7 separate regions of the Homo sapiens genome follow, and regions 1, 2, 3, 4, 5 and 7 are each linked to region 6. A link is a loop called in an ENCODE intact Hi-C map of the cell type or tissue named here. Cell type or tissue: heart left ventricle. All regions are shown on one strand.

Region 1 (4,000 bases), 140 kb before region 6:
GGGTCAGTAGGTGTTGGAGAGTGGGGGCCTGTAGCAGTTGGGGGAAAGTGGCTCTCTGGCTTTCAAGAATTTCTCTGCTCAGCTCAAACGGACCCTATCCCTACCCAAGGCTTCCCTTTTCTGGTGTGACCCCAGTCCATGTGCTAACATCATTGTACACCACAGCCTCTGACTATTAGCTCATGTAACAATTGATTTATGAGCATGCTTGGGAAAAAAATCATAAAACACTGTACACATATGAGGGATGTTCCCACCTCAGGCAGCTTAACTGAACCAGGTTTCTCTCCTATCATAGCCAGGTGAATAACTAGGGGCCCTCACATTTTCCTCCTCCTCTCTTCTGCACTAAGCTCTTCTATACAGTTGTTTTTTTTTTTCTTTCTTTCTTTCTTTTTTTTAAGGGCATACGAATCTTTAAGGAGGGAATTGCAGATAGGATAAAGGATCCTCTGATAAAAGCTGGGGAGACATCTAGGGTCTGAACAAGAGGTGAAAGATCCAGGAGCTGGGATGCTGAGATCTTCCTTCTCAGGACCAGTCTCTCCTGCCTCTGGTCCCTCTCTCCCTACAAGCATCTGGAGTTGTCCAAGCACCTCAGGCATCCTCCTCTTCTTGGACCAGCAAAGCCAGCCCTCACTGCCTTAGAACATAAGTGCTTCCATACAGACCTAAGACTGGAAGAGCAGCCACTCTACCCTCTGCGCCCCCTTCCCCGAGGCATTTTGTGTGCATGGAAATAAAAATCAAGTTCGGGGAATACAGGGACATATGGGAAAGACATGTAGGGTAAGAAGGGCACCTGATATCTGTGTCCTGGAGATCAAGGTTATTTTCATTCATTCACCAAAAATGGATTTTGAGTACCTGCTGTGTGCCAGGTTCTGCTGTCGGTGCTGAGAACGCAATGTTGCATAGGACACATGGGCCCTGTTATCCTGGAGCTCAGATTTCAGGGAGAGGAAGAGAGGTACTTTTAAAAAAGGAATTCCCAGCACTTTGGGAGGCTGAGGTGAGTGGATTGTTTGAGCTCAGAAGTTCAAGACCAGCCTGAGCAACATGGCAAAACCCCACCTCTGCAAAAAAACAAAACAACAAAATGAGCCGGGCATGCTGGTGCGTGCCTGTAGTCCCAACTACTCAGGAGGCTGAGGCAGGAGAATTGTTTGAGCCCAGGAGGCAGAGGCTGCAGTGAGTCAACAGTTCGTCACTGCAATCCAGCCTGGGTGACAGGAGTGAAACCCTGTCTCAAAAAAAAAAAGAAAAAAAAAAGGATCAAGCTAATGAATGTATAATTATAAGTTGTGACGAGTATAAGAAGGAGGTGAATAGCATAAACAACAGTAAGGTGTGGGAATCCAGAGGCTTCAGAGCATCTTTCCCATTCCTCAGGTGGGAGAGGGTTTCATGGGATTAGTCTCCACCTCAAGCACTTTTATAATCCCTTCCTTTAAACTGAGTGTGGTTAGCACAGCCTGGATTTTACAGTTTGAGAGAAAGTCCTCCTCCTCGCCTTAGGAAAGGGTGAGAGGAAATGAGGGGTTTTCAGAGACGATGCAGAGCTGCTCACTAACTCTACCCAATTCCCTTCTCTCCACCCAGCCCTTCAGCCCCTCAGCAAGAAATGCTTGATTTGGCTGAGAGAAGGAGTACTATTTAAACTCAATTCTTGGACTGGCTCATTTTTAATGCCTCATTACCAAGCAGCACAACCATGGTTATACATAAACACTAAATATATGTGAGGTTAAATTAGTTACAAATGTTATTGAGTTATAGCACACAGCTCAGGTGGATTGTCACCACTTCCCACTGACGTAGCATGCTTGCCTCACGGGCGCTATTAAAATCAGAGCAAACGTTAATTTCCACTGGCTTTTTCCTCTTTTAGTTTCCACCTCTTGTTTCTTTAGGTTTCTGACCGTAACAATTAGTAGAACCATATTCAGGCTCATTGCTTTTTCCAGCAGAGGAGTGCTCAGGCAACGATAACAGTCTCCTCCTTCCTCCAGGTTAACGATTAGAATCCCATTCTTATGTATCAAAACTCAAAATGCAGTGAGTACATTTTAAAGGAAAGGAAGGAAGAAAAGAAAGAAAGGAAAAAGAGAAAAGAAAGAAAGAGAAAGTCATAATTTAGGTTGGCAAAGGTGACTTTGAAAATCACTGTATCAAAATACCCTAAGGACTTTTACCCAATCCACTTTTGGAAGTGTTGGCAAATTTGTTCTGTACAGAGCCAGACAGTAAACATTGTAGGCTGCTAGGCTTAGGCTTAGTTTCTGTCGCAACTACCCTACTCAACTTTGCCACTGTAGTGAGAAAGCAGTCATTGATAGTATTTAATGGAGGTGGTTGTTCTCCAAAAACACTTCATTTATGGAGAGCAAAATTTGAAGTTCATATGACTTTCATATCACAAGATATTATTTTTTATTTTTCCAATAAATTAAAAATGTAAAAACCATTCTCAGCTTTCAGACTATACAGAAACATGTGTTTCTCAGCTCCTCCTCTAAAATGTTACATGATGCATCACTTGGTAAAACTGGACTCAAAGTACTTGAGATAATATAGTTTGATATGCGACATGCACTTTTTAGGAAAGAACATGAAAAATCAAGTGTAGTTGGTATTTTAAAAGAATAAACACATATTACGATATATGTTGGACAAAAAATTTTGGCTATGGAGAATTCTAACGTTTAACAATAAAGACAGGGCTTAGTTTTAGGAAAACAGCTTAAAATTCGTACCATCCCAGTTATATTTAGCTAAATAATGAAATAGCTGTTTCTATTCACAAAGATAGAATTTATTTTGTTTTGTTTTTTTTTCTAATACAAGATAAACGATCTATTTATTTATTTATTTTTTGAGACAGGGTCTCAGTCTGTCACCCAGACTGGAGTGTAGTGGTGTGATCTCAGCTCACTGCAACCTCTGCCTCCTGGGTTCAAGTGATCCTCCCACCTCAGCCTCCTGAGCAGCTGGGACTAAAGGCATGCACCATCATGCCTGGCTAATTTGTGAATTTTAGTAGAGATGGGGTTTCACCATGTCGGCCAGGCTGGTCTCAAACTCCTAGATTAAGTCTGCCTCGGCCTCCCAAAGTGCTGGGATTACAGCATGAGTAATCTGTCCCAGATAAGTGATTTAAAAGCTAAAGTTATTTCATGCCGCAGAATTACATAAATGATGGTATGGCCCCATCTGATGTCTGTCCAGTGTCAGAATATAACTACAAAGAAAACTAGAATGATCAACATTGATTTCAAAGAAAATATCTGAATTAAATATTTCTGTAGGTAGATGAATAATCTCACATAAAATCTCCATATAAAAATCCCTAACATTTAGCCCTAAACATCTGACTAATACTAATGTGGTAGGGAAACAAATGTTTTAAACTCCTTAACATGTTAGTTTTCAGCTAATTGGTAATTAAGCTTGTAGAGTTAAACTTGACTCTTAACACATCATGTTGTCTACCCACTGTGTGAGAGTAATTTTCTTATGGCTCAGAATTTTAAATGCCCTAATTAAGTTAGAAAAGGCTTAAAACCATTATTAAATGCTATTTTTATTCCTGATAAATTCGTCTGGTAGTAAAATCAGCTTACTGGTATTAAAAGTGGTTATTTTGGTGGGGTGAGTGGCATTAATTATTTCACAGCAATCTGGGGGAATAGAAGTGAAGAGAATGAAAAACAGGAGCTGTTAAATAAACTAACGAGTGACAGTTCCCACAGTCCCCACTGACAGAGCAGTTACTGTGCAGAAGGGACTCACCCTCCAGACACGTGCGCTGCTCTGAGAGGTTTGGTGAGGGTGACGGTGAGTCTTCCCACTCATGTGAAAATGAGAGGCAATGCTGAATTGTATCTCTTATGAACATGAGGTCAAATGTAACGTAACAACAAAATATGAGCTTCAAAGCTTATGAAATGTCAAACTTTATTTATAGAAATACATCAGCTGTGGAGAAAAATCATTACCT
Region 2 (4,000 bases), 260 kb before region 6:
CAAGATGGCCTCTTCCTGACCTGGCCCCAGCCTGCTCACTTGGTCAGTTGAATCAAAGAACATCAGGAATTTGTGGTGTGCTCAAAACACAAGGGAACCTCCAGCAGCTCTGAGGCCATCTGAAACACTCTCGAGGACAAAACTTTTAAGGATAAGGGGGTAAAGTGGCAAGAGGGCCTGATGTGGTCTTTGAGGACCACTTCATGTTTTGAAATTTAGGTGTTTGCAGCCAATATTAAAAAACAGAGATTGCACATGAAAATCGGGATGCATGCCTCTCTTAACGCCTGGGAAGCTCTGTCCGTGGAGCCCACAGCAGGGCTGGACGGGGTGAGCCAGTGAGGCACGCAGGGGCTCAAGGTAAGGAGCCCACCCCTTCAGGCAGCGGCTCCGCGTTCGCTAGGCCTGATGTGGGTCTGGTGGGTGTCTGTATTTACCCCAAGGGACCCTCGAGAAGTCAGGCCACATCCTATGCCTCCTGCTCCCTCTTTTTTCTTTCTTTTTCTGAATTGGCAGCCTATTTTATTTTCTTGAATTAGAATTTACATACAATAAGGTAGATATTAAAGGCTCAACCCATTGATTTCTGACAGATGTTGTCACCTGTGTAAACACCACACCGTCAAGATACAGAATATTCCATCATCCCAGAAAACTCTCTCAGGTCCCCCCAAGTCCTGGCCTCCCCCAAGGCAACCACTGATGTGTGTTCTATTGCCAGGAGCCTTTAGCCGGTTGCAGAACTGCTCAGGAATAGAGTCCCGCAGGGTCCTCAACTGCTATGAAAACAGCTCCTTTTCATCACTAGTGGCATGCCGGTGTGTGGATGTACCATAGCTGGTCTGAACAATTGAGGAGTTTATGGGCTGTTGTGAACACGGCTGATGCATGAACAAGCACCTGTGGGATTTGCTGAATCTCTTAATTGGTCACTTTCATGGGTGGGGGAAAGAAGGTTGATTGGCACCAGTCTTCTGACCCCATTCCCTCCCCCAGCTTTGAAAGATTTAGCTCCATGTTATTTGCCCACCCTTTCTTCAGGGTCTCCCAGGAGTGGATTTGCAGGAAGGAGCAGGGAGGGAAGGGGAGTGGTCAAAGATGGAAGTTTAGTGGAAGACACAAGTCAGAACACACATGCGCACATGCATGCACACACACAAACACATGCATGCACACACACAAACATGCATACACACGCATGCACACACATGCACATGCACACACACACAGGTGCACACACTACCAAGCTGCAGGGTCATGGAGTTGCGGATCCTCTCAGATCAGATCTGCGCTTGGAGGCTGCATTTCATAGATCAGTCTCTTTTCCAGGGCCTGTCATGCCTCTAATTCTATGCACCCAGTGCAGAGCTGCCGGGTTTGCCTTTCTACAGAGACATTATTTGCTCATGTCACCCACCACTCAGGTGCCTTTCATGGGTTCTCTTTGCCCATCTGAGTTCCACAGGCCACAGATGGCCATTTCCTCCACCTCACACCCGACGACACACCGCATGCTTGTTCTGACCCAGCCCTTTGTGGTTGCTGAGCCTTGGGCTGGGAGGATCAGCCCCCACGCTGTGCCCAGGATGTGCCCCATCCCCTCTGCTGTCATTACTTTTGTGAGCACCTAGGAGCAGGGCCAGATGGCAAGAGAGCCATGGATCCTCTCCTGGGCCACACCTTGGTGCTCAGGCTATGACAGCAGAGGTCTGCCCTGACCAGGAGGAGCCAGTGCTGTGGAAACTGACCTGGCTCCTCAGCCTCCCTTGGCTGCCACGTGGGGGCCCTCCAGGCTCTGGGCACACCAGTCCCCATGCCCCTCAAATGCGCAGGTGAACATGAATGCTACCCTTGCTCAAATATAAGTGACCTCCAAATATCAAGTTCTCCCAGTAACGTCTGTCAGGTTGTCTTGTGACCACCTAGACATTTAGTGATCAAGATAAACTAGTCAAATGTCCCATGTAATACTTGCCTTATTCATTGGTTGCACATAAATCCTAAACGTCTCTCGAAACTGGCATGTCCTGTGCCTGATGGTGAAGCTGCTCTGCTTTGCCAGGAACAGCCCTCTGGTGGGGGTAAGGGTGGAGGTGGGTCCAACTGAGAGTAAATTCCCTATAAGGGGCCGGGACAGAATGTACCGCCAGATTACTACCCGCACCCCCTACCACCCCGAAAGTACACATATCGCTCCCCTTTAGAGGGACCAGGACTGGCTGGTATCCCTGAGGTGTCCAATTGCAGCCAGCCCTGACTCACCCGTGTCCTCATGCCAAGGGCTCTGGACTGGGCCAGAAAGAGGCAGAGACAGAGGAAACAGAGCGCTAGAGAGGGAGACAGAAAGGGAGAGACAGAGAGAGACAGTGATAGACACAGAGAGATAGCATCAGAGAGAGGAGGAGAGAAATAGAGACAAAGCCTTAGAGATACTGAGACAGAGACATTTAAAGACAGAGACAAAGAGATAAGTAGAGACACACAGAGATACAGAGACATACAAAGAGAGACATGCGGACGCACAGAGACGAGAGAGAAAGAAACAGAGCTAAAAAGTGGGGTGGCGGTGGGGGAAGACAAAATCTGAAACAAAAAACAAAACAAAACAAAAGTCTCTCATTGGCGGCTGAACAGGGATCTAATCACCAGGCTCGTCCAGCCTTTCATGTCTGGCAAACTTCTTGAACTGCTGGAAAGATCAAACGCACACAGCTCTTCATGAGTCTAAGACCCTTTTCACCCAGCCCCACATCCCAACCCCAGAAGGCTTTCTCCGAAGGGGCTTTGAGAAATTAAGTTAAAGGCTTTAGAGTCATGGCCAGGAATGCAAGCCCCACCCACCCTACTGCACCCCAGAAGCATGCCCCAGAATAAGGCCACACCAGGGCCCCCAGCATCCTCACCTTCTGCAGCGCAGCAGAGGCCCTGTGAGGAGCCAACCAAATGCTGCCCACCACCACGTGGTGAGTCTCCAGGGAAACGCCAAGACCCCTTGTCCACCTCTCAGGGCCCAACAGAGGACCCCGGGCTCCACAGCAAAGGCAGTGCAAACAGGGAAAGGGATGCGCGGTGCATCATTGCCTGATCGGGGAATGGCTGTGCTGTGTGTGTGTGTGTGTGTGTGTGTGTGTGTGTGTGTGTGTGTGTGTGTGTGGTGTGTGTCTGTCTGTCTCAACACAGCTGTCACCCCGAAGAGGCCAGGAAAAGGGATGCTTCCAAATACAATCGGCATAAAGAAACCTGGAGCCACAGAAGGTCCAGACCAGGAGACAGCAGAATGATTTCAGGGTTGGAACAAAGGCTGGTTCGCTGTGCAAGAGCAGGTCCACCAGCAGCACCAAGTGCTGCCCCGAGCCTGGGATTAAGTGTTTTCTGCTGTGTCACAGACACAGGCCAAGGTGGGCTGTGCTGCCGTGGGCTGGGTGGACGGGCACCCATGTTGCAGGTCATGGCAGCACCACACAGTCCGTAACGATGTGGTTGCATGTCTGTTTCCAACTCCTTGGCCAGGGGAGACTTCCTTTTGGTTTGCTGCCCAACCATGCAAACACCTGCACCTGCAGCCCTGAAAAAATATACCACAGTTGTTGTGCCCTCTGCCCAGGAAGAAATATTCAAAGACAAAATCGCTGCATAACAATGTGACTTCATTGAAAAGCAGCCCCTCCAGCTCAGCAAGTCAGTCCACAAGTGGGCTGTCCCCTACGCACCCAAACTAGCTGCATTTTCAGCCTTACCCAGTGACCCTCTTCAGGTCACTTGGCTGCACAGGAACCCACCACGTGGCCAGGGCCGTGGAATCTGTTGATGGATCAAATTTGGCTCAGAGCTCATGGACATCCACCTCTGCACTCAGAAGACTGTGCCGCAAACACTGGGACCCGCTGCCCAGGAGTGCTTCTCCCTGCCCAAAATGCACAGAGCCAGTTGACAGGAGAGGAGAAGCAGGAGAGAAGTGTGGATAAATCCTTACCACCACATCTCTTGGCTGGGGTAACTG
Region 3 (4,000 bases), 270 kb before region 6:
CATCCGGTGGTAGACTAAGGCACTCCAGCCATTCTGGGGAGCTTACAGGCCCCATCCAAACCCTGCAGTATGTGTAGCTGCTCACTCCTCTCCCCCAGGAAACCTTAGATATGTTTTTTAAGCACACCCCAAAACTCTTTGACACCGGTCCCATGAAGAGGCCCTTGAATCTTGGCTCTGTGACTTCTCAACCAGTAGACTATGGAGGACATGATGCGGCATCAGATGGGACTACTTCTTGTCTCTTGGTACATTCACACTTGGAACCTGGCCACCATGCTGCAAGGAAGCCCAAGCAGCAATGTGGAGAGCAGCCAACAGTCAATAACAGCTTACAATACCATCTCGGAAGTGGATCCTTTGGCCTCAATGACACTGTGCAGAGCAGAGACAAGGTATACCCACCAAACCCTTCCCAAAGTACAAAATTGTGAGCAAACTAAATGATTGTTTTAAGCTACTGAGTTTTGGGGAAGGTCGTTATGCAGCAGTGGCTATTTCCTGATAACTCTGACTAGCAGGATCCATCTCTTGTAAACTCTCCCATCTTAGGACTGTACACGTTCTCCAGGCCTTTGTCCTACACCTCCCTGCATTCTGCTGAATATATTCATGTCCAAGTCCAGATTCTGCATTTCTTATCTTGAAAAGAGGGACTCTGAGCCTTAGCTATTTATTTACCCATATTTATGAGCCTACCATGTGCCAAACACTGTGCTGGGGGCTGGAGACATGCAGTGAACAAGATGGATAAGATGCCTGTCCTCAGGGAGCTTGCAGTCCAGTGGGAGAGAAAGGCAATGCCCAGTGAATGAATGAGATAATTTCAGATGGGAAGGATGTGGCAGAGACCCTTCAGGAAGCCCCAGTTCCCTTTCCCCCTGGGGAGGGACACAACTAGACCAGCCTCCCTTGAAGGGACTGAGCTTGGGCCACTGGAGTGTGAGGGGTGAATATGAATATGTAGAGGAGGAGGAGATGAGTAGATGACTCTGGGAGCCCAGAACGGTGGGGTGGGGGAGAGCGCAGAAACCACCTCCTCCCCAGATCTTGAGGACCAGCCAGTCCCAGGTTTTTCCTAAACCTCTTTGTCATTCTTTGCTTTCATTCCCATAAACGTTGCCCCTCCCACAAACATCACCCCTGGGGAAAGAGTCATAATCAACTCTGATCAAATCCCAGGCTGCTTACAGGTTGGGGAAAGATAGAAGCCAGTGTCAACCAACCCCAGTTCATTCAGAGATGTTAGTGTCCATCAGACACCAGTGCCGTGAGCCCTGCCTGCCTGACTCCTCCCTCAAGGTGCCAGGGGTCCATCTATCCCGCTGTCAGCCAATCAAGAGGGGACTATGAGCAAGACAAGCAAGCTCCAGGAGCCTCCATTTCCCCGTCGTTAATATTGGGGGGTGGGGCTGGGGCAAATGCCTAGCTTGGCCACCTCGCAGGGGTGTTGCAAGGGTATTAAGCCTGTCAAACTCCAGGCCCTGGGTCTGGCTGTCACCTGCATTAACTCCTCCCAGTCTCCCCATGGGGGCCGGTGATGGGGAAGGCAAAGCCTTGGGCTGATGTGGCCACATGTGTGCAGACAGCCCAGAAGCTCTGCCCCTCAGGACTTTCCCTCCCCCAGCACCTGAATGGCAGGATTTGGGTGGCTTCTAACTCCTGGAGGTGACAAGCTCTGCATGATCGCAGCAGCCGCTGTGCTTCCATCTACCGTGCAGCACCAGCACCAGGGACCAAACTCACCCTGTCACAAGATATGGAGGCATGTTCCTGGGCATGTGTGTGACTCACCCAGTGTCGCAGCGGTGGTGCGTGGCAAGGCTGCCGCTGGGTTTCTGAGAATCCTGCACCTCAGAGATTCAGAGAAACTCAGACTTTCAGAGAAAGTCTGTCCTGTCCGCTGTCAGCAGAGGCGTTAACCACAGAGCTTGCAGTGGGAGCCCCGAGAACTAGCTCAGCAAGGCCAGGCAGAGTTCATCCTTCCTGTCCCTGAGCTGCTCTGGGGCTGGAGGCCTCATGAAGCAGAGCCAGATGTTAGCTCTGTCCCTGGTGGCAGTGTGGACGTGGCAGACAGGTGAGAGATGGGCCTGCTGGAGTCGAACTGGGGATCCACTTTACCGGATTCCATGGGAACAAAGCAGATACAGGCCTCATGTTATGACCCCTCCTGCGTAGGCTGGGTTTGGTCCCAGCTCGTCCAGGAGACAGTGGGTAGGCCCCACTCTCTCTGACACTCCATCTGAAAAATAAGGAGGCTGGGGTAGAGCTGGCTTTTTTTTTTTTTTTTTTTTTTTTGAGACGATTCTCGCTCTGTTGCCCAGGCTGGAGTGCAGTGGCACGATCTCAACTCACTGCAACCTCCACCTCCTGGGTTTCAAGCAATTCTCCCACCTCAGCTTCCCGAGTAGCTGAGATTACAGGTGCCCACCACCACACCCGGCTAATTTTTCTGTATTTTCAGTAGAGATGGGGTTTCACCATCTTGGCCAGGCTGGTCTTGAACTCCTGACCTCATGATCCACCCACCTTGGCCTCCCAAAGCGCTGGGATTATAGGCATGAGCCACCACGCCCAGCCGAGCAGGCACTTTTTTCAAACTTTTTTGACCAGACCCCACAGTAATAAATACATTTTATGATGAAATTTGACTGGCTTAAAAATATATTCCATGATATATTAAATAGGATTGTGTCTGCTGCTATATAACACACAGGTTCCAAAATGTCAGTTGCTTAAAACAAGAGAAGTCCATTTCTCACAGACATAAGTATCAAAGTGAGGCTTCCTGGTTTGTGTGTGACTCTCCTCCATGCAGTGATTCAGGGACCCAGCCACATTGAGGCTCCATCCTTTAGGACTTTCCCACCAATGTCAGAGACACTTTGACTAAGAAGTAAAGTGTCACTTTTAATCACATTCCACTGGGAAAGCAAGTCACCCAGCGGCCCACCTAGACACAAGGGCAGCCCCTTCCTAGGGACACACTGATACTATGGAGAGGAGTACAGCTTTGCTAGCCAGTCAGCTGCCTCTACCCCCATACCCTAACCCCTGAATACACACACCATACACACCCTGAAACAGAAGGCTCGTGAAACAAACATCCTCATACCGCATGCAATACCTTTCTCATTCTGATACCTCCTCCCCTATTTTATTTGATTCTATTTTACTTTCATAAGTGCTGGATGTGACCCACTAAATTAATCTCATGATCCACTAATGGGTCAATTCCTACAGCTTAAAGATTCAGATGATTCCTTAAAGAAGTGTCCATAATACTAACCAACTCTGAAGAGTGTATGGAGTTCAGTGGCCACATAGTTGATAAGCTTTTTTAGCTAAAAAGAGAACTGCTTGAAGCCATAGCTGTCACTCAGAGGAAGAAGCATGTAAGAAAAGTGGCTTTTAATGCAGAATAAATTGGAATATCCTCCTAATCTATGCAAAGACATAAGAACTGCTCAGGTGTCCAGGGGCAGAAGGCATTTGGGGTTGGGGGGTGGGGGGCAGCAGAAGGACAGTTTCTGAGGGACATGTTGGCTCCAGGCTCTTTTCTGGGAGGATTTGACAAGTGCTTTTCCCAGAATGCAGCCAATTTTGCACAAATTCCAGCCAGGTGGCAATGATCATTCACCAGAATGTAGGAGGAGGACCTAGAGTCTTGGCACCTGCTGTGAAAGATCCTCTATGTCCCCGGGTCTCCCTTCCTCTCCCACCTTGCCTCCCCCGGAAAGGTCCACTCGGCCGCATTCTTGTTGCTGATGTCCTCTGATCCCTGACAGGTCTGCAAAACACTTCTGGGCCTGGTACTCTTCTCTCAGAAACACCTGGGAAATAGCCCCATAACTTGTGACTCCGTTCATGATGTATGGCCCAAAGTGACATTGGGGACACTGACCCCTTTCTTTGAAGAGATGAATCAGACCTCAATAATAACCCAGACACTCCTGCATAAATCTAATTTCAAATATCCAACTAGGCCAGGTGCAGTGGC
Region 4 (4,000 bases), 120 kb after region 6:
CCTCTTAAGAGGTCACCATAGCATATACAGCATTCTTTCTTCCATTGGTTACCAGGCTGCTCCCATCTATGAAAAATGTCCAATCTACATGCAGCGTGGCTGTATTCTTCAAATCAGGATGGCTGGAAAATACTTGATCAATAACTTATAAACAATTATGCATAGGTTGTTTTGGTTCTTTGGTAGGAAGAAGTAAAGTAGCTGGGTTCAGGGCTCTGGTGGTTTGTAATTTCACTGTGGGGTCATTTAAAAATGGCCTGGCATTTGCCTAACTTGCTGCTGTCAGCCAATAGTCTCCCTTTTGTTCCAGTGGCACCAGCACTTGGCAAGGCACATAGACTGTGACAGGCTGTCCCAAAGTTAGCTTCTCAGCTTCCTTTAACAGCAGGCTGGTGGCAGAGACTGCCCTTAAACAAGGGGGTGGGCAGCCTTTGGCCACAGTCACCAGCTGCTTAGAAAAGTAAGCTACTGGCTGTAATATTTCTCCTAACTTTTGGGAGAGGACCCTGAGTGCCAGACCCAGTCTCTCATGATTGTACAGTTGAAAGAGCTTGTGAGGATTTGGAAGCCCCAAGACTGGTGCAGAAATTAACTTACATTCAGTTGTTTGAATGCATGTTGGTGTTTGTTTCACTTCCCAGTTGAAGGGATCATTGTCAGCCCCTTTCAACAGCTCATATAGTGGCTTTGCTGGCAGTCCATAGTTAGGAATCCAAATGCAACAAAACCCTGCCATACCCAGAAATCCTCTCAGCTGTCTTCTAGTAGAGGGTGTGGTGATGGAGGCAATTGCATTTCATGTTTCCACCATCGAGGCTCTGGTTCCCTTCTGCAAGAGAAACCCTAAGTACCCCACAGTTTTTCTGCATATTTGAGCCTTTTTACTTGAAACCTTGTACCCATGGGTTGCTAGGTGATTTGGAGTTTTAATGGTATTATTTTGACATCCCCATTCACAGGGGCTAGATATTAGTAAATCATCCATGTATTCTAACAACACCCCATTTTCCAATTGTAAACTTCTTGAGTCTTGAGCCAAGACTTCTCCGAATATAGTTGGAGAGTTTTTAAACCCATGTGGGAACACAATCCAATAACACTGAAACTGAGTTGCGGCTTCAGGATCTGTCCATTCAAAGACACACCGCAATTGACTTTCTATGCGTACAGGTATGCAAAAGAAAGCATCCTTTAAATCCAATACTGTAAACCATTCACGATCTCCAGGAAGAGAAATAAACACAGTACATGGGTTAGCTACAGTGGGATGTACATCTTCTACAATGTCATTAATTGCCCTTAAATCTTGTACAAATTAAAATTTGTGTGAGTGAGGCTTTTTCACCAGCAAAATTGGAGTGTTGTAAGGAGAATGATGGGGTACTATTAGGCCATACTACAAGAACTGGACAAAGACTGGTTGAATGCCTTCTAGTGCTTCTCTTTTTAAAGTGTATTGTTTCTTCTGGACTGGCTAGGCTCCTTCCTTAATTTTAATTTTCACTGGGTCCACACTGATGGCCTTCCTGGGCCCATGTGAAGCCCAAATCTCTGAGCTTACCTTGTCAAGGATTTCCTGTGGAATAGTCCCTGTTTTAGAGTTGGAAGCCTCTGAGTCTGTTAGGAGCGCCTGCAGCTGAAACCCATGTTCCAGAGGCACTTGGGAGACACATCTGGTGTTTCTCGGGATTACAGACTTACATAGCAGGTACATAGCAGGTCTCTGCCAAGTAAAGGGACTGGGAACTCTGGCACATAAAGGAATTTAAGAGTATTAATTCATTGCCCACTTTACAAGAGAGGGGACACAGGAACCATTCCGATCTTAGTTCTCTGCTTATCCCAACCACATTAACAGAAGTATTAGAAAGTCCAGTTACTGGGGTGTTAACCACTGAATAAGGAGTGCCAATGTGGACTAAGAAATCCACTTTTTGTTTCTTTACTGTCAATTTTACCCCAGGCTCCTGTGGGGAGATTTTAATATCAGATAGGGTTGGAGCTGTTGGGGGCCTTGGGCACCTTCAATCTTCCTCAAATTCATTTCCAGGCTTAACTCCCATCAGTGATTTTGGTTCACTCTGGCTTAATTTTGGACAACCTTGTCCCAATGTCCTGTTTCCCAGCAGCAAGCACATTGATCCTTTTCTATTTTTCCTCTCCATTTTTGGAATCTCTTTCCTTTTGGATTTCCTCCTGCTGTGGCTAGAAGTATTGTTGCCTGTCACAGGTTTTTAACTTCCCTGGTTTCTCTGCTGTTATAAACCTTTAATGCAATATCAATCAATTGGGAGGCATTCGTCCCAAAGGCCCCTTCTATCTTTTGGAACTTTTTCCTGATATCAGGGGTACTTTGCCCTATGAAAGTCATATTAACCATATTGACATTTTCAGGATCTTGTAGGGGTCTGTATATTTTCTGAACACCTGACAATATGTTCCATGAACTCAGAGGGTTCCTCATTAGGTTTTTATTGGAGCTGCTGTACATTGTTTAAGCTCTTAGGTTTAGGCATTCCAGATATCATGCCTTTTTTTTTTTGTTTGAGACGGAGTTTTGCTCTTGTTGCCCAGGCTGGAGTGCAATGGCATGATCTCGGCTCACTGCAAACTCCGCCTTCCAGGTTCAAGTGATTCTCCTGCCTCAGCCTCCCGAATAGCTGGGATTACAGGCATGCACCACCACGCCCAGCTAATTTTGTATTTTTAATAGAAACAAGGTTTCTCCATGTTGGTTAGGCTGATCTCGAACTCCTGACCTCAGGTGATCCACCCGCCTTGGCCTCCCAAAGTGCTGGGGTTACAGGCATGAGCCACCATGCCCAGCTGATTTCATGCCTTTTAATATGTATCTCCTGTAGTGTTCCAAGTGAACCATGCCAGCCGCATTGGCCTCATTAGGGTACCAACTTGGGTCCATAGAGAGGATTGCCCTATCAGAATCTGGAGTATCATCTAGGTCCTCATCATAAAGGTGTTGCACTTCCTCTTTTGCTTTGTCTAAAACTAGCTGCCACTCATCTGCAGTGAGCATAATATTCAGGAGGGCTTACACACCTGCCCATGTGCTACAATGAGTAGCAAATATAGTAGTATATAATTCAGTCATTTTCTGGGGATCCTGTCTATATGAAGGATGTTTTTCCAATTTAACAAGTTGGATGTGGAAAAAGGATTGTAGGCCCAATAATATCCAGCCAGAGCTCCTTGCTGATTAACCCCTACTGGGTATTGTCATAGTGGAAATTGCCCTGCTCCAGGGTCAGTGACCTCCCCAAATTAGTACCTTGCCTAGTTCGAGAGGGAGACACTAACTCTGCGGCTTCCTTATATTCTGGGGGCAGTAACTCTTCCTTTCCTTGCCTTAGCACTGGAGCAGTAGCTACTATAGGGGTTAAGAGCATTTATTAACTGTTGGGTTTCTGAGTCCTTTCTTCCTCCCCTTAGGAGTCAGGACAAACCTTAGCAGTGTATTGTACCATTAACTTATTCCCTTCTTTCTTAACATCCTAATCATACAGTAACATGGATGCCAGGACATATGGCATTTCCCCCCATTTTCCCAACCGTTGGCAGAATAGTTCTAACTGAGAGATGGTGTGAAAGTTCAAGGTCCCACAAACTGGCCACCTTTCTTCAGACTCTAAAACATACATTGGCCAAGCTATGTTACAGTAAAAGATTAATTTCTTTTTAGTCATGGGTGGATAACCATATTGTTTCCAATCTGCCAGAATTCTCCCTAGGGGGCGATGGGCAGGAACAGAGACAGTGTTTCCCATCTTGAGTGCTCAAAACTTAACAGATAACAGACACACAAAAACAGATTCTCACAGCCAAATGTAAATATATTTCAAACAAATGCAAAGTAGATGTACAAATTAGCCCTATTGTCTCCTTAAGGGTACCAAAATGAATGGCTTTGCAAGCCCCGATAAGGAAGACAATAGACTCCCTGCTTATGATCCAGTTTTACTCACCCCTTCAGTGTCCTAGCCCC
Region 5 (4,000 bases), 280 kb after region 6:
TCACGCCTGTAATCAATCTCTTTAGGAGGCTGAGGCGGGTGGATCACTTGAGGTCAGGAGTTCGAGACCAGCCTGGCTAATACGGCGAAACCCCATCGCTACTAAAAACAGAAAAATTTGCCAGGCGTGGTGGTGCGCACTTGTAATCCCAGCTACTCGGGAGGCTGAGGCAGGAGAATCACTTGAACCTGTGAGGCAGGTTGCAGTGAGCTGAGATCATGCCACTGCACTCCAGCCTAGGCAACAAAGAGGGGAGGCTCAGTCTCAAAAAAAAAAAAATGCTATGAATATCCTTGTGTAAATATCTTGGCATGCTTGTATTATTAATTCCTTGAGATGAATTGCTGTAAGTGGAATTGCTGGGTGAAAGCGCTTTACCCCTTTGGTAACAATTTTAAGTTACACCCCTCATTAGTATAGTGATGAGTATCCTCGCCTATCAAATTATGATACATCTTTTCCAAGCTACTCTTGGTGTAAAGAATGTATCAGTATTTTCCCACTGATGGTGTGTAGAGTGATCTCTTTTCCACACCCTTTCCAATGAAAGGTATTAGGATTTTTTGAATTGTCAACCTAATAGCTGGAAAATATTTTACTATGTTGATGTGCACTTTTAAAAATCATCAATGAAGTTGATCGATCATTAGCTTTTTAAACTTCCTTTTTATTTTTATTTGTATTGATTCATAAAGACTGTATTAATGTTCACCTTTGTCATACATAGTGGAAAAAAATACATAGTAGTAATAAGGAGGTGCCCTTACCTTATTCCTAATTTCAATGGAGATGACTCTAGTATTTCACTTTAAGCTTAATGATAGGGTAGAATTAGATTGATAGAAAATAAGATGTCTCTATTTCTGTTTTACTTGGATATTTAGATAATTTAAAAATGAATGCTGTATTTTGTCAAATGCTTTTTCAGTGGTGAGTTAAAGTAACAATATCCTGTGAAGTATTCTTGCATTTCCAATATAAACTATATTCTTTATATACTGCTGGAATTTTGCATTTGTGTTGAGGGCAGGGATGGCTCATCTTGATGAGGCTTTGTTACTTATATGCTGTTAGCTTTGTAAAATGCGTTGAGAAATACTTTTTTCCTCTTTGAAAATTGAAGAAAAGTGTTTGAATTTTTTAATCTCCTCTTCTGTGTTTTCTGTCTTTATTTCTGGTGTCTGATGTGTATGTGCACCTCTCTCTGACACAAACATACACCCAAGTTATCTATTTCTTTACAAGTTGAAAAAACTCCCACGGAAACTGAGCCAGGTATCATTAGGTGTTTTTTCTCAAGATTGTTTTGTAAAAATTTAAATTTCTCTACAAGTTTGTCATGTCGTTGATTTCCAAATTTATTTCTATAGAGTTTATGCATAGCATTGTTTTATAATCTGTGGTCATAACCCATTTCTCAGGTCTCATATATCCTTTTGCTTTCTTGCCTTTTCTTGCTTAGTTTTGCCAGGATTGTTTATTGCTTGAATTTCATCCTCCCCACCCCCAACTCCCCAAGAATCTACTCTTGGATTTACTTAAAGTTTTGATTCTGATTTTCATGTCATATTTTCTTAATTTTAGCATTCTCTTTATTCGTTCCTTCCTATTGGTGTGAACGTAACTTTGATAACTACAAATTATAGCCTTTTTCCTGGTCAGTTTATATAAATCTCAGTTTGCTTTCATGTTCACATAGTAATTGAATTAGATAATACTGTGAAAGAAGCTGACATCCCAGGAGTTACATAATAATTTTTTCCAGCTTTTAGCTGTCTTTGTCACTTGGTTGTCCAAATATAACAAGGAATATGTTTGCTATAAATAACAATGAGAGTTGTGTATATGATGGTCTTGAAGCTCACCCGTTTACTATTCCAACATTTCTCATTTCAAAATTCACCAACTCACTTGAAGGTATGATTAAGAAAATTACTTCTTTAATGCAGTTTGTTTTCAGGATGCTATTGACAGTTACGATGGTACTTTCTTTAAAATTAAGCTTTTGCTTATCCTAAGCATTCATTTATATTTTTGGCCACGGTTTCACCAAAGTTTGTCTATTGATTGTGGATTTTTATATATACATTATAATTATGTATAAATACAGTAGGAATTTAACAACCCTTGCTAATCAAGCCGTGGTAAAAATGAAGTACATTGCTTACTTTGTTAGCTTTGAGCGCCACCTGCTGGCTGAGAACTAGGACATGATGGTGCCTCCTTAATTTAAGATGTTATTACGCTATTAAAGTGATCCTATGAATTTTATATTTACGATTCCAGTTAAGCAGGCAGCCAGTTTGTAAGATCCAAGCCAAAGTCAGACTTCCTAATAATATCAAATGCCTCTTTTCCTCTTTACCAAACTACTGTTGTCGCCAAGTATCCGTTTTACTCTTGTATAGGGTATGAGAATTAGAAGAGACACCAGAGATCTTTTCCAACCATTCATTTTCAAGCAAGGAAACTGAGGTCCTGAAAAGACTTACTTTACTGAACAATGGAAATCAGGTTCTTCCCAAACAATAATTTTCCTCCTCAATTCTTGTGGCACTGTCACAAGGTTTCTTAACCACACCCTATTCAAATTTTGGACCAAATAGTTCCTTGTTGTAGGAAGCTTTCTTTGCATTGTAGGATGTGCAGTAGTATTCCTGGCCTTCAGCCCATCAGATGCCAGGAATACACCTCAGTTGTGACAAGCAATCTCTAAACGTTGTTAAATGCCCCCAGGGCTCAAAAATCTTCCCCAGTTGAGAATCAATGCATTATCATGACCTCTTATAATCTGACACAGTTTTCTGCCAGATGTTACACTTCTAAATTAAAATACATCCAAACACTGTGATGCAGAGACAATACTGTATATATAGCTTGTTTATCAAAGAAAAACATATCCAAAGTTCATCCACAAATCAAGGGGGAATTGAAAAGGAGAAAAAACTACAAGAATTTCAGAATTTATTTTGTTTTGTTTTATTCTGTTTGGGATTTCTGAATGAACTGAGAAGGGATTGGTAAATTGTCTGTAGGGGGGAAATCTAATCAGGTTCCTAATAGTTCAAGATACGCAGCTTAATGTCATTTAGAAAAACAACGTAAGACATTTTTAGAAAGGAAAAACTGTAGAAATAGTTTTTAAATTTTTCTTCCACATCATTGTCATGAAATACCACTATTAAAAGAAAGAATTAGGAATTATTTACAAACCCAAAATAGCAAGTATAAGCACAAACGAATAGAGAAAAGCAATAAACTCAGCTTTAGTTGATTTGACAATTTAGATTTCATCTCTAGTAAAGCTGTGTAGAATCAGTAACTTCTAGCATCTAATTAACAAAGCAGGAACTCTACTTTCTTATTAATTCCTATAAAATTACTGTGCTTTTCAAAAAGATAACAGTTGCTTTCTTTTGTCTTGTTTTCTTTCAGACAGGTATATGTGTAATAGCTTTCTCTTTTGCAGCTTTTTGTAGTTACCTTTTGTAGTCAACAGGCACTTCACCAATGATTTTTAAATTAATGATGTTTCATAGTTTCCTGATGTTTCAATTCGTTCTTAATTAAAAGTATCTTCAAGATAAGTCAGCTAAAATAGTAAAGCCAAAAAAGAAACTTGAAAAAAAATCTGAAAATAAATTCAAATAACAGGACACTAACTTATATTGATATACCACTTTATACTTTACAAAATGAATTCACAGATGTTATCTCATTTCCTTCTCAAAGCAGTTTGCCCAGAGATACACGGCTGGCAAGTAAGTGGCTTGTAACCACTTACCTGTAAGGGACATAAACCTAGATCTCCTGACTAAATTAATTTTTGTTTCACTCTGCTATATTGCTTCTCCAACATATATATTACTTACAAATTCTACTTCAGAAAATTTTACATTAGCCTTAGAGTCTACTGCGGAAAGAATAAAGACAGTTCTGATCAAAATCCAGAAAAAATGAGTTATATGTGTGTTTCTTTATCTGAAAATAAAGATGGTAT
Region 6 (4,000 bases):
GTAACATTAGAATGAAACTAACACAAACTCGGGAGTTCCTAATATTACTTCTTGAGTTTAAAATGCTCAAAACAATCGCTGGCTTTCTTCCGCTAACACTGTGCAAGCAAAACCAAGCAAACTGCCCAAAAGAACTTCCACAGTACTCGAGGCCTGCCTACTGCAGCAAGGAAAAAGATTAAATCGTGTGGAACTGTAATCTCTGAGCTTTTGAGCCTAAGAAAGCGGAAATCTGCATTTATGTTCAGAAATCTACTCTATTTTTCTTTGTGACTGAGTGACCGGATATTAGGAGATTTTGCACCCTCGAAGTGTAAACATTTGTAAGAGCCAACTAACTGTATACGGATCAGAAGAACCCTATTAAATAATCTCTGTTCACCCTCTGTTCGCCGCCTGGGATTTTTAAGAAAATGTTCTCACATTTCACATAATCCCTATCTGTGTTTAAGATACAATAGAAATCTTACAGGGAGTCTGTTAACCAGACTAGGCTACACATAAGAGTATGCCCTACCCCGGCAGGTACAAGGCCCTAATGCCAGACCAATCCTGGAAGAGGTGACAGCCCCAAGTTCAACTGAGGATGTCTGAGCACAGCTCCCCCTGCACATTAGGGATCACCTCTCCATTCTTTCCACATGCCATTTGCATCCAATCCCCGCTCAACCACCCCAAGCACCCATGCTCCAGTGGTTCCTGTTAGCAGTGGGCTTCCTCCTTCCACCACCACTCCCCCAGGGAGAAAATAGAATCCAAGGACGGCTGAGGGTGGGCGATGAGCGCCCTTCTCCCACCTACCTTGATGATGCTGCTCCGGCGGGGCAGGCCGCCCGGCTTGCTCTCCCGGGGGAGGGTACAGACGACCGCGCTGGGGGTCGGGGCGAGCGCAACGCCGCGGGGTCCCCTGGTAGGGCTAGCCCGGGCTTCGTCCCCGGACACGCCGAGGCTGCAGTCTCCGTTGGAAACCCCGCCGCTGTCATAGCGCGCCCGCCCGTGGCCGAGGCGACCTCCCCCGCCACCGCCTTCCCCCACTCCGGCTTTCAGGGCGCCCTTGGCGCCGAGGGCCGGGCCCGGGGAGGTGGGCAGGGCCCCGCCGGCGGCGCCCCCCCGGCCGCACTCCGCCATGGGCGCCCCGCGACCCGCCTGCACAAAGCCGCGTCCTCGCGTCCCCGCGTCCCCGCCGCCGCCTCGGGCCGCCGCGCGCGGCCCCTCCTCCTCTCCTCCCGCCGCCGCCTCGGCCGCTTCTTCCGCTTTTTTTTTTTTTTAATTTAGATGTGATGTTTGTTTCGAGCTCTCGCCTTGCGCACGGTTAAAGTCGCGGCGGCAGAATTATCGGAAGATTCCTGCAGGGGAAAGAAGAGAGAGACGAGTCAGCTCCGGCGCCGGCGGAGCCCCGGCTCTCGGCACCTGGGGAAGGAAAACACGCCCCAACACACGCGCCTCTGCGGGCGCCAAAAATAACCCGCGCGGGCCGGGCGCCCACCCCGGGGCAACCCGCGCCCACCTCAGGGGCCCCAGGCACCCACCCCGAGGTAACGGGGCGCCCACGTCAGGGGCTCGGGGCGCGCTTCCCCGGGGCTCAGAGCAACTGGGGTCGGAGCACCCGCCACGCAGGAAAAGGCGCCCACCTCCGGCGAAGGGCGAGGGGAAGTGGCGGCCGCCCCGACACTCTCTGGACACGCGGAGGCGGCTCCCGAGGATCTCCCGGCCCCGGGCGGGCGGGGGGCGACGCGTGGGTCTCTCCGGACCCTAACTCCCCAGAGGCTGCCGCGTGCCGAGCTCTGTCACGTCCCCTCAGAGCCCCGTTAAGGCCCGCGGCGCCGAGAGGAAGCCCACGGCGGGCAGGGGCGGCCGGGTATGACAATCGCCGTGCGGCCCCGGGGCAGCTCCCGGAGGGGGCAGCCCAGACCCACCCCACCCGCCGGCTGCTGTCTCCTCCCGAGCTCGGCGCTGCCCCCTACAGGCCGCGTGGTCCCTCCTCGGTCGCCCCCTGACCCACCATGAGCCGCCTAGCTCCCTGTCGAGATTGCCGCCGTCGCGGCTGCTGTCACCGAGGCCGGGTCATCGGGCCGCGGGGACCTCAAAGCCGAGTGGACGGGAGCCCCAAGTCATTGCCTATCCTTCGCCTCCCCAGAGCTGCTGCAACTGTCAGTCACCCACCCGGAACCCCGAGGGGCAACTACCAAGTAGGCCTCGGGGCCCGGAACAAGGGTCCCGGGGCTCAGGATCTCGGCCGCTGCGCCTCACTCCTGCCCCAGCCCCGCGCACGGAACTCGTTTCCTTCCCACCCAGTTCGGGACACTCCTCTCTGACTTCCCCAGTAGGTCAGACTCATTTCATACACTGGGACCAATTCCTTTCCCTTGGGCTCCTGATTGATTCAACTAGTTGGAAGGATGCTGAGGCAGGGGTGAAGGCTGGGGTGGCTGGCAGGCTATGAGGGGCAGAGGACATCAGCAGAGCCTATTTCGTGCCCTCTGAGTCTCCACACACAGATTTATCATTGAGACCTTCCCGATTCCCCTACCAGGGATGCCGGCTGGCCCTGCCGGCCTGCGGGGCCCAGCCTAAGTCAGGCTCATCTTTTGGGACAGGATCTCACTTGCAGCGCTACAGCCAGTCCCTCTTCTGGTTCTCACGCACCCACTTAAGGCGGAGTGACTGGCCTAAAAGTCCAAGCTGATCGTGTGGCTTCCGTTCGTAAATATCTCCCCTGGATCTCCCTCCCTGGAGCCAGACAAGACTCAAAACTCCGAAGGGTGAGACCCCAGACCTTCCACCGCCACCCCACGCCCCAGGCCTGGGCCCACCCACCTCTCCATCCCAGGCTCCGTGGGCTCCAGCTTCCTACCCTCTCTGGCACCCCAGCCCTTCCCCAACTCGTGTGCTTTCATTTCCAGGAATGCAGTCCCCGCAGGGCGCAAAGGAGAAACTAATAGTCCAGAGGCGGGGTGAACTTAAAGACCTGGCTTTCATTAGCGTGGTGTTGTAACAGACTGCCAAGGAGCCTCTGAGGAAATGGATTTACGTACATATACATACTCGCCCTTGCCCCTGAAGCAACATCAAATACTTTCATGTTATTCTTGGGGGCGTTTTAATTCTTCCGATCCTCTGAATTCGTGTTTTTGTACATCTCTTTCCAACCTGGGCCTACACACTAACAGAAATAGTTTTTTACATCGAAGGACAATGCTTAGTGTTTTATTCAGTCTCAGCTCTTTTCTTTCTTTTTTCTCGTTGTGTTTCAAAATGTTTATTTTTTCTGTCTTGTGATAGTTTTGGAGGAAAAATATTGAAATAATTCAAATCAGGCTCTTAACTCTGCTTTATTAAATTTATAGTCATAGTAGCCTGTGAGTATGCTTCGGGGGAGGAAAAAAGAATGCTGGGGTCTTTATTCTTCAAGTTCTCTAAGTTTGATATTTTGAATAAACACCCAGAGGTGTCTCTGCCTTTTGTGTGTTAGTATCTAATCTTTCCTGCATTTACGAGTCACTAGTAAAATGCTATGAAAGCCATAGATCCCATGGCTCTCACTGTGATTTTCCTGGGCTGAGTAGGGACTTAGTGATGTTTAACCCCCAGTATGCTTTTTATAGAAGCACCAGCTGATTCACCAGTGCCCTCCAAAGTGAGCACCTATCCATCTCACTCTGGACTCCCAACAGGTCATACCAGGGAGCTTCGTTGAAATAGACTTGGCATTTAAATTAAAATGTTTCCCAAAGCATCTTGGCAGACCTGTAACTAATGATGCCAGAGGCCCAAGGCCTGTGCCAGGTTCCCTTTTATTCCCATAAGTGCTTGTCTCCCACAAGCCACTGGTCACACGCCTGCTGATGTTATAGAAGCACTTCTTCATCCCACAAACAGCCCAACTGTAGGTACCCTATCTCAGACATGGTGAAGGGAAGCAGCATGTTCCTCTGACATGTGCGATGCTTGGCTCCCAACAGGCTTTTTATAATAAGCTAAACTCAGATTTTTTCATCAC
Region 7 (4,000 bases), 61 kb before region 6:
ATAATTATTTGGAATACTAAAATAAATGGAGACAAAACTGTTGAAAAGCAGGCAGAGGATATTCCGTTTCTAAAACACTTCCACCCCATGGATGTGATGAAATACTCTCCAAAAGTGCAAAACACCAAACAGGTAGGAAGTGTCAACCCAAAGGCTTTGCAGATGGGCCTTTCTTTCTGACAGTCGCAGTAGGAATCATTATTCCTCCAGCCCCATTTTCTGAGTGTGGTTCTAGGAACAACTGCACCATCGCTTCTCCTGAGGAGTTCAAATCTCCTGTTGTCCAATCTCACAACTGTAAGAGTTTAACAAAATCTTTATTTACTGCTCTTTTAGCAGTTTATGTTGCACTCCCACACAAAATAATGATGACTCATAAGAATAAAACTTTAGCTGGATGCGGTGGCTCGCGCCTATAATCCCAGCACTTTGGGAGGCTGTGGTAGGAGGATCGCTTGAAGCCAGGAGTTTGAGGCCAGCCTGAGTGAGACCCTGTCTCTAAAAAAAAAAAAATAAAATTAGCCAGTTGTGGTGGCATGTGCCTGTGGTCCAAGCTACTTGGGAGGCTGAGGTGGGAGGATCACCTGAGCCCAGGGGGTCGAGGCTGCAGTGAGCCATGACCGTGCCACTGCACTCCAGCCTGGGCAACAGAGCAAAACTCTGTCTCAAAAAAAAAAAAAAAAAAAAGAATGAAACTTTAATTTTATATTCATTCATTTACTCTTATATGGGAAAACTAATATAAAAGAAAAGCTCTCCCTGATTATCTTTTTAAAAGGTGGAAAGAAACTATTAATAATTTTAAAATATTATAAGAAATTTGAAGTAAAATGACTTATGACAGGACTTATAACTTCTATAAACTTTCTAATTAGCTACACAGAGCAACAATGGAATCAAAGGAAAGAAGACACACCATATTCCATTTATAGACTAGAAAAGCAAAATGAAAAAACAAAACAAAATTTAAAACAGTTACAAGAAAACAGTCAACCATTAAGTTGCATTCCAAAAGTTTCTACATAGGTCGGTTGTTTACAACCCTGAATTCATTCTCCCATAAAAACTGTAATATAAATAGTCCTTATAATCTCAGACCAACCCAGAAAAGCCTATTTAATCCACAATGTAACTGAAATAATGTAGGCAGACAACTTAAACATAAGGGAAAATTACTGTTGAAATACTAGTAGTTAAACCAAACAGAAAACAATTTAAATTCAATTAAAAATATTTTTTAAAGCTTTCATTTTGATCCTCCTACTCCATCTAGTATATGAAGAAAAACAATAGTAACTGAAGGAGAACGAAGACTGGAAACTCTCTTCTGTGGAATTCCGAAGCGTCCGCTAGGCCCAATGAAGCACTGGGAAAGCTGGTGAACAAGGTGCGCTCTCCGCTGCCTCCTTTTTGCTTCTCATTTCCCGCTATTTAAACCACCTTTCCCCTTCTTCTCTTCTATCCAAATCCTTCCCATTTCCAATATTCAATTTAAGTCTTTCTATTTCCACAAAGGCTACCTCAGTCTGGAAGATTCTTGACTTAGACTCAAAGCCTGTTGCTCTCACAAATTTACACTGTTTCTCTGGTGATTAATGTTTATGGACCGCCACTGTTCTTGTTCTTTTTAGTAACAGGCATCTGTTGGCTAACAAAGGGATCCGATGTGATGGTGGAAAAGAGAAAAGTAGTGAAACGTATGACATAACTCTAAGAGAAAGTGAAAAGAGGGAAAGGTAGAGAGGATGTGAATAAACCTGCAGAAGATAAAAGGAAGCGATGGGTAAATGGCGCTTGGGTCAGAAAGGTCTCTACTTCATTCATAAAGTGGAACCATGACCCCAGGGTCTACAAATTTGCTGTGTGTGGGAAAGAAATGGAAACAGAGTGGCTATATGACCGATGACTGCTGATGTTAACATATTCATTAGACTGTTTATTGAGCACTTCCTATATAGAGTATGCCACTGGACAGTAGAAGGAATATGAGGAATTGTTTCTGATCAAGGACTTTGCAGTCTGGGGTGGGGGCAGACAACACACTATAGTAAATCCAGAATATATCAAAAGTCACAAGAGAGGTGGTGCTATAGGAGCACAAACTGAGAGTAGGAGACTGGAAGGAAGCCAAAAAACACATCCATTCATTCCAAACATGTTTATAGAGTGCTGAACATGTACCAGGCAATGTTCTAGGTGCTGTGGATATACAAGGAACAAAGCAGAAAAAAACTTCACCCTTCAGGGCACTTATAATAAAAAACCAACACAATATTTCAAAATACAAGTAAAATACATGGCATGTAAGATATATAATATAAATACTACGGAGAAAAGCCAGAAAGAGAAGACAAGTGCTGTGTGTGCATGTGTGTGTATGTGTGTGTGTGTGTGTGTGTGTATGTGTTTGTGTCTGTGATTTTAAACAGGTGATAGGGTAAAGCCTTGCTGAGAAGATGATTTTTGAGTAAAGATCTGAAATACGTGAGGTTGAGCACCACAGCTATCTGCAGGAAGAGTGTTCCAGGCAGAGGGAACTGGGAAGCACACAGCAATGTGTGCTTTAAAAAAATCTGGAATAGGCTGGGCACAGTGGCTCACACCTGTAATCCCAGCACTCTGGGAGGCCCAGGTGGGTGGATCACCTGAGGTCAGGAGTTCGAGACCAGCCTGGCCAACATGGTGAAACCCCGTCTCTACTAAAAGTACAAAAATTACCCGGGTGTGGTGGCAGGCGACTGTAATCCCAGCTACTCGGGAGGCTGAGGTAGGAGAATTGCTTGAACCCAGGAGGTGGAGGTTCCAGTGACCCAAGATCACGCCACTGCACTCCAGCCTGGGCGACAGAAGGAGACTCTGTCTCAAATAAAAAAAAAAAAAACCCGGAGTACAATACATTTTTATTAACTAAAGTCCTCAAAAAATAAAAACATGACTTTATTTTCTTACAGTTCTGGTGCTGCAAGTCCAAGATTAAGGTGCTCCAGGTTTCTTCCCAGGCCTCTCTCCTTGGCTTGCCAATGGCCATCTCCTCTCTGTGTCTTCACATGGTCTGTTTATCTCTGTGTGCCTGTGCTAATCTCCCTTATGAGGACACATATTAGATTAGAGCCCATCCCAATGACCTCATTTAATGTTAATTACCTCTTTAAAGGCCCTATCTCTAAGTACAGTTACAGTCTGAGGCACTAAGGGTTAAAACTTCAACAGATGAATTTTGAGGGGGCACAGTTCAGCCTAGTAACAGGTGTCAACGATGACTCCAATGTTCTTGGCCTGACCACCTGGAAAGATGGAGAGTCATCTGGCTCCCCATTGAAAAATGGGTAGGCTTCTGGCACGTTAGAAGTGGAAATCCTAATAATAAAAAGATTGACTAACCTGTATTGAGTGTTTAGTATGTATGTAAGGCATCATGCTAAGCACTTTATGTGCATTACACTTCACTGAATCCTTACAACATCATTATAATGTTAGTATTATCATCTCCATATACAGATCAGGCAGCTGAGGCTCAATAAGGTTATACAATTTTCCCAAGGTCACACAGCTAGTAAGTGCAATAAAGAGAATTTGGATCCCTGCACTGTGATTACAACAGTCATGCCCTTAACCATTGCCTATTCCACTTCTCCCAGGGAAAGCTATGAGTTGAAGGCATGAAACCATATGTAATAAAAAGTGACCTTAAACATAATACCCAAGAGATCATCAAGCTCAACTCCACCTTTCACAGAAGTAAGCAAGGATCCAAAGGGTGATTAAGTTATTTGCACAAATCAAGCTACCTAGAAGAGACCTTAATTAGAAAATTATTTTATAATGCTAAAAAAATAGAAACAACCTAAACATAGCTTAAAGATTATGGAATAACCTTACAAAAAACACCATGCAACCCTTAAAACAATGATACAGAGCTACACTGATTACATGGATGGATATCTGTTATATTTTTTAAGCAGATAATAACATTTTAGAACAATCTTTTAAAAACACATAT

Evidence for each region. A loop is a pair of places that touch in the nucleus more often than their neighbours do. Peaks named below come from ENCODE experiments on the same cell type or tissue, not always from the same donor. Only the 100,000 strongest peaks of a DNase experiment are listed, where the experiment ranks them.
Region 1: a loop joins it to region 6, with 4 times the contacts of the local background. A loop is called at or near these places in 58 of 110 quality-filtered maps.
Region 2: it touches region 6 in a loop (27-fold over the local background); 17 of 110 quality-filtered maps call a loop at or near these places.
Region 3: a loop joins it to region 6, with 2.0 times the contacts of the local background. A loop is called at or near these places in 17 of 110 quality-filtered maps.
Region 4: a loop joins it to region 6, with 4 times the contacts of the local background. A loop is called at or near these places in 10 of 110 quality-filtered maps.
Region 5: it touches region 6 in a loop (2.7-fold over the local background); 27 of 110 quality-filtered maps call a loop at or near these places.
Region 7: it touches region 6 in a loop (2.5-fold over the local background); 11 of 110 quality-filtered maps call a loop at or near these places.

What each region holds. Positions count from the first base shown.
Region 1 is chr3:17,025,744-17,029,743 of GRCh38, reverse strand. All of the region lies in intron 3 of PLCL2 (phospholipase C like 2), which reads right to left. Among named protein-coding and RNA genes, the nearest start is that of PLCL2-AS1, 27 kb to the left of the region's middle. In heart left ventricle, no CTCF peak of the experiment used is centred here; no DNase peak of the experiment used is centred here.
Region 2 is chr3:17,139,067-17,143,066 of GRCh38, reverse strand. No RefSeq gene overlaps it. Among named protein-coding and RNA genes, the nearest start is that of PLCL2-AS1, 86 kb to the right of the region's middle. In heart left ventricle, a CTCF peak has its summit at 1,773; DNase peaks (open chromatin) are centred at 1,748 and 2,255; H3K27ac peaks cover 1,028 bases.
Region 3 is chr3:17,149,690-17,153,689 of GRCh38, reverse strand. No RefSeq gene overlaps it. Among named protein-coding and RNA genes, the nearest start is that of PLCL2-AS1, 97 kb to the right of the region's middle. RefSeq lists a silencer at 158-329 and enhancers at 1,716-1,885, 2,086-2,145, 1,684-2,185, 2,186-2,265. In heart left ventricle, no CTCF peak of the experiment used is centred here; a DNase peak (open chromatin) is centred at 1,763.
Region 4 is chr3:16,764,855-16,768,854 of GRCh38, reverse strand. It overlaps PLCL2UT (PLCL2 upstream transcript), which reads right to left. Exons shown (of 6, transcript NR_199590.1): 4 at 3,981-4,000; 5 at 1,562-1,748. Among named protein-coding and RNA genes, the nearest start is that of PLCL2UT, 43 kb to the right of the region's middle. RefSeq lists an enhancer at 1-34. In heart left ventricle, a CTCF peak has its summit at 1,624; no DNase peak of the experiment used is centred here; H3K27ac peaks cover 528 bases.
Region 5 is chr3:16,599,630-16,603,629 of GRCh38, reverse strand. All of the region lies in intron 1 of DAZL (deleted in azoospermia like), which reads left to right. Among named protein-coding and RNA genes, the nearest start is that of DAZL, 3.8 kb to the left of the region's middle. In heart left ventricle, a CTCF peak has its summit at 2,192 (motif pointing left); a DNase peak (open chromatin) is centred at 2,199; H3K4me3 peaks cover 393 bases.
Region 6 is chr3:16,882,168-16,886,167 of GRCh38, reverse strand. PLCL2 (phospholipase C like 2) reads right to left here and starts at 1,213. Exons shown (of 6, transcript NM_001144382.2): 1 at 802-1,213. The coding sequence starts at 1,128. LOC105376972 (a long non-coding RNA gene) reads left to right here and starts at 1,826. Exons shown (of 3, transcript XR_002959616.2): 1 at 1,826-2,323; 2 at 2,598-2,762; 3 at 2,904-3,240. RefSeq lists enhancers at 363-862, 863-1,358, 2,361-3,069 and silencers at 851-1,180, 1,391-2,060. In heart left ventricle, CTCF peaks have their summits at 1,775 and 1,975 (motif pointing left); DNase peaks (open chromatin) are centred at 1,137, 1,287, 1,957 and 3,787; H3K4me3 peaks cover 2,755 bases; H3K27ac peaks cover 4,000 bases.
Region 7 is chr3:16,943,641-16,947,640 of GRCh38, reverse strand. The region is part of intron 1 of PLCL2 (phospholipase C like 2); the gene reads right to left. Among named protein-coding and RNA genes, the nearest start is that of MIR3714, 12 kb to the right of the region's middle. In heart left ventricle, a CTCF peak has its summit at 2,078; no DNase peak of the experiment used is centred here.